Regions from separate parts of the Mus musculus genome. Here region 1 is linked to region 2. Evidence: chromatin loops called from intact Hi-C (ENCODE). Cell type or tissue: heart. All regions are shown on one strand.

The links. Hi-C counts contacts between places; a loop is a spot of excess contacts. Peaks named below come from ENCODE experiments on the same cell type or tissue, not always from the same donor. Only the 100,000 strongest peaks of a DNase experiment are listed, where the experiment ranks them.
Region 1: a loop joins it to region 2, with 3 times the contacts of the local background. A loop is called at or near these places in 1 of 42 quality-filtered maps.

Annotation. Positions count from the first base shown.
Region 1 is chr4:116,220,149-116,222,648 of GRCm38, reverse strand. It overlaps Pik3r3 (phosphoinositide-3-kinase regulatory subunit 3), which reads right to left and starts at 1,041. Exons shown (of 10, transcript NM_181585.6): 1 at 236-1,041. The coding sequence starts at 341. In heart, no CTCF peak of the experiment used is centred here; DNase peaks (open chromatin) are centred at 1,008 and 1,458; H3K4me3 peaks cover 2,500 bases; H3K27ac peaks cover 2,500 bases.
Region 2 is chr4:116,074,555-116,077,054 of GRCm38, reverse strand. It overlaps Uqcrh (ubiquinol-cytochrome c reductase hinge protein), which reads left to right and starts at 1,985. Exons shown (of 4, transcript NM_025641.3): 1 at 1,985-2,139. The coding sequence starts at 2,086. Lrrc41 (leucine rich repeat containing 41) reads right to left here and starts at 1,786. Exons shown (of 10, transcript NM_153521.2): 1 at 1,448-1,786. The coding sequence starts at 1,646. In heart, a CTCF peak has its summit at 1,169; DNase peaks (open chromatin) are centred at 154, 414, 1,574 and 2,024; H3K4me3 peaks cover 2,500 bases; H3K27ac peaks cover 2,500 bases.

The DNA.
Region 1 (2,500 bases), 150 kb before region 2:
CCCCCCGCCCCCACCCCCTCAGGACAATGGGATCAGGGTCCTAACTGCAAACTTTAAAGGTGTAAGCCAGAGCAGTTTTACTGCAGCTATAACTGCAATCTACCCCTCATCCCGAACCTGGCGCACCCAAGAATACTTCTGGCCTGAAAACGTCACCGGGGTTTTGTTAAGCACAAATCAGACCCATCCAAAAATTTTAAAAAATAATAAAAATAACAAGTTTGCTCTCAAATACCTGGAGGATCCATTTCAATATAAAATATCAGTTCTGTCGAATAGGGCATCATCACCTCCCTCCAGTCTGCGTCATCGCGGTCCATACTCCACACCGTATTGTACATCGCGCTGTCAGGGGCAGGTCGTCGGGAAATATATAAAAAGCATATATATCTTTTATCTGATATTTAAAATCTAAATATATATTTGCAAAAGTTCCACACGGAAATGTACTTGGGGGTTTCCAACGGCCAGTACAAGTCCAGCCAAACTACTAGGATGAGGACAAGGTCCTCCTCTTCTCTCCTCCTAAAGCACCCAACAAAATACCCCGAACTTTCAAGCTACGGGGTTTTTACCTCAGAGGGTTACAGGGAAGCTCGGAAAGCAAAGAGCAGTGGTGTTAAAAAGCAGCTTCCCGAAAATCCTTCCTACACAATCGCTCTCCAAAGGGAAAAGCTCCCACCGCCTCCTAATCTTTCAGCGGAAGCCACTTTTGTGTCCTTCGGAGAAGAGAGAATGGAGAGGAAGGGGGAAAAAAGAACGCGTTGGGAGAAAGCTGGGGAAGTGACAAAGGCTTGAAAAGGGGGTTTGCGTTCAAGTTTCGGGGTCCCACTGGTCTGCGGAGAGCGATTCCCTCTGGGATTGGGACTCGGGCTCTATTCGCGTCAGGCTGGGAACCCAAGCTTCCGCAGCTTCGGGATGGCGACCCCTTGGAGAGTCCAGTCAGCTCGACTGTGCCCGAGTAGTAAAGGTAACCACGACAGCGCCGGCTCCCCTCACGCTCTGCCCTGGCTCCAACCACTAGAGTTTCATTTTAACTGCGCTGAGGGGACCTCCTCCCCCGCCCTCCCCCCTTGCCACCCCCGCTGAGGCGCCAACCAACCGGGCAGGACAGGAGGAAGAGCCGGTAGCTCGACTGTCCTTTCCACTCCTTTGCACCTTAACTGCAAAGATTGTCAAGTGCCTAAGAAATGAAGACTGCCACCACCCTCCGCTTCGACTTTTAACTCTCCCCGTCAGCCTGCGAGACTCGACACTTTAATCAGACTTTGCCATTACCCCCTAGCCTCGCTCAGAATGGTACAGTCCGGGCGCTGGCCGCTCGCCAGGAGTCGGAGCCGGGCGCACGCGAGCTCCTCCAAGAGTGGGGGGCGGATGGTGATTGGCTGAGCCCGGTTGCCGGAGCCCGAGCCTGCGTCTTTTGTCTGCCCTGCTCCAGCTGAGGAGCGGAGACGGCTGCGCGCCCCAAGCGAGCCAATCAGGAGATAGCCGGCGCCGGCCGGTAAGGCGGCGATTGGTCGGACCTCAGTTACTAAGCGGGACAAAGGCAGAGGGGAAAAGAAAAGAGGAGGAAGAAGAGGGGGTGTGGAGAAAGAAAGAAGGCGCAAACGGCGGTTACTGACAGGCTGGGCGAGCGCTCGGGGGCTCAAGCTGCCCGGAGACTGGCGGGGCTTCCCGCTGTGGCTCGGTCCTCCCGGACGAGTGACGAGGGGGAGAACGGGCTGGCGCGAGACTCTTCTGCCTGGAGACTAGCTGCGGGGGGAGGGGAGCGGCGGCAGCGGGGCGTGCTGTCACTTGGCGGGGCGCACACTCTTCTGCTCCATTGGAAGTCTCTGGGCAGAGTTCCTCCTCACAAACCTCTTCACCTTGCTGCGTTCGCCCTCCCCTACCCCGGTGTTAAATCATCAGATACAGCAAAGGTCGCCAAGCCCACTTGCAGGACTCTCTGTCCAGACAAGATCCCCATCGTCCCCCACCCCACCCCCCCCACACACACACTCCCTGAGGGTACCTGAACCTTGAATGTTCCTTGGGGAGTCATCCCCCCCCCCCCCCGCTACTCCGCTTCACACTGAAGGACTTTAGAACCCATAGTTACGCTCAAGCAAAGAGTGAGGCATCTCATCGAGCCCTCCAGTTCTAGTACTCAAATCAGAAAATAAAGAAATAAGAATTAAATAGATTTTTTAAATTACAGTGTCTGTGTGTTTTCTGTGGTAAGTCACAGGTGTTGCATTCCCCTACCAAAAAGGCGCTTTTCTGTTTCCCACTTCCTAACACACAGGTCCCTCCTTCCAAGCTTAAAGTTCTGAGACTTGCTTCAGAAAAAATGCTGAACATTTTCATGCATTTCAGAAACAGCTAATTAACTTGCTGGGGAACCCTGAATAGCTAACCTGTGCCTAGAATTGCCATCCTGCCATACAATACAGTCTGAGGAGGCCAAAACGGCTGTTTCCTCTTTACACTGGAGTAACAAAGCCCATTGTGTTTGAGTTGA
Region 2 (2,500 bases):
ATTCTGGGGCAGCAATCCTGCAAACCCACCTCCTGGGGCTTAACAAAACCCTCACTCTCAGTTCTTAACGGACCAGGGCCTGCCTTCTGGCAAAGATGTCACCACCACCTTGGATAGTCCCGGTGGCACATCCCCTGCACACTCCAAGGCCAGGAGCCTCCTCTGATGTTACCCTCTCCTCCTCCACCTTCCGTCTGGCCCGACCTGTGATCTCATCCAACTTCAGCCTGACCCTACTCCACTAGCACCAATTCTGTCAGGCCCATGGCCTCCCTCCCTTGTCTCCCCTGAAGGCCCTAACTTTCTCTTTAACTCTCTACTCTCACTTTTCACGTCGTGGACCCTTTCCCCGCTTAAGTTGCCAGGCCGCTGGCCTGCGGTATCCTCCTCCAGCAGGGCCTCCTTGCCATCTGGTCGGGGAGCAGAAGGCCTTGGCTCACACCGGAGCGGAGCGGACTGTCTAGCCGGGTCCAGCCCCTCCGTACCGGCCGCTCTCACAACTAAGGCCTCGGCTCCCTCCTATTCGGCCCAAGGCCTCTTCCCCATGACGCGTCTCACCCGACTCTAGCTCCGCAGTCCGGGATACCCTGGCCCCTGCCCGGCCTGAGGCCTCTTCGGCCCTTCCCGCCGGCCGGTCTCCCGAGCCTGTCCGTGCTTACGGAGCGTCTCCCGGAGCCCTCCACTCACTTTCCTACCTTCTCCACCACCGCCCCGGTCCATCCAGAAGGCCACCGGCGCTACCTGCTCGGCGGGCAGACCCGCAGCTCAGTTTAGCAGCGAGGTCTGGGGCGTCGGTGCGCTCCCTTCAGCCCTCGCTCGGGCCGTCAAACAGGCCACGGCGCTCCCAGCCTTTTCGGCTTCTCCCCGCGACTCCGGTCCCTCGCTCGCTCTCCACTGGGCTGTCCCACCCCGCCCATCCGCGGGGCTCCCGGAGTCCAGGTACCGGTGGTGTGCCCGGCGGACAGCGGAGGCCCCGGGCCGGCAGCGCAGGTGGCTGCGGGCCTGGCCTCCTTGCCTCGGGTCGGGCCTGCCAAAGTCGGTCCCTGCCCCGGGGCAGCCCGGCCATCCCTGCCCCGTCGGTTCGAGATCCGAGAATCCTCCGTTCAGTCCGGTCCAGCCCAGTGTCAGTTCCGAGCCTGTGGCTCCGGCCTGCTACTCCAGCCCCCGTCGCTAGGGCCCTGGCAGCTCTGCCCCGTACCGGGCCTTCTGGCCTCGCCCCCCGCGCCCCCCAGGCGAGCCGCGGCTCGGCTTCACCGGCTCCCTCGGTCTCAGGCTTCACTCCGTCCCGCCCTGTCAGTCACGGAATTTCTGTTCCGACTCCACCATCGAACTCCCGGGGCTCCCAGCTGGGCCTGGCCCCGGGCCTCTCGGCCTCGCCCCCCGCGCCCCCTGGCCGCCGGGCCGCCCCCGCTCGCTGCCGGAGGTCGCCCCTCACTCCGCGACTTACCCCACACCCCGCTCTCCAGAACCCCCATATGGGCGCTCACTGCCCGCCCGCACAGCTCGAACAGGGCGGGGGGAGCGCTGGGGCCCGAGGCCGAGCTCTTCGCTGGCGCCGCCTCCCGGGACGTGGCCTCCATGGTCGTTGCTGCCGCTACCTCACAGAACCAGCAACTCCGGGCGCGCCAGGCCTCGGGCGCCGCCATCTTGGGGAGGTGCGCGAGCCCGAGAATGACACCCGCGGGCCGCCATCTTGAAGAGGTCAGCTTTTAGGACCGCTCCATAAGGGATATGGGGAAGAACAGAAACAACATTAAAAGATCGTCAAACAGAGGAGCAGATGACTCAAGTATCTTAGGGAATACTACTTGGAAAAATACTGTAGATCAACACATTTGGGCAAGAAGTGACCGAAAGGATGTTTCTTAGCAAATTCTTTGCAGGCGTATATAGCAGCTCCCCCTACGTCTCGTAGCTAGCGAGTAGTACAGCCCAATTTGTGCGTGTGTTCGGGACTACGAGGAGTATGCCGCACTTCCGGCCAGGTCGCCGGATATCCGTCGAGTGACCCTTACTAGTCCTTCTTAAACCTGAAGTGGAGTACTACTCTGGTTGCGCTTGTTGGATCCCAAACCGGCTCCCGACATGGGACTAGAGGACGAACGAAAGATGCTCACTGGATCTGGAGACCCCAAAGAGGTAAGGCTTCGAGGTTGGCGGGCCCGGGACCTAGCTCAACAAAGCACCTCCCGGGGCTCTCTTAGTCCGGGTTTATAGCCTAGGGTTTGCGGGGTCCAGAGAGGTGGTTTCCGTTACTTACCTTCAGAATTCTTTGGTTGACCTTGGGCAGATTAATAGCTAGTCTTTCTCGGGATTGGCTTCCCCAAACCAGGAATGTGAAAGTGTAACTGGAGTTTATAATGCTGCACTGATAAACTTGTGTAAACAAACAAACAACCCCCCCCCAGGTTTTTGAGGTTCTAATTTGATAAATGTTTTGAGGTTCTAACTTGATAAGTGCGTGAAGCAAAAAACTAACGTTAGTCTTTAACGTAGCTTA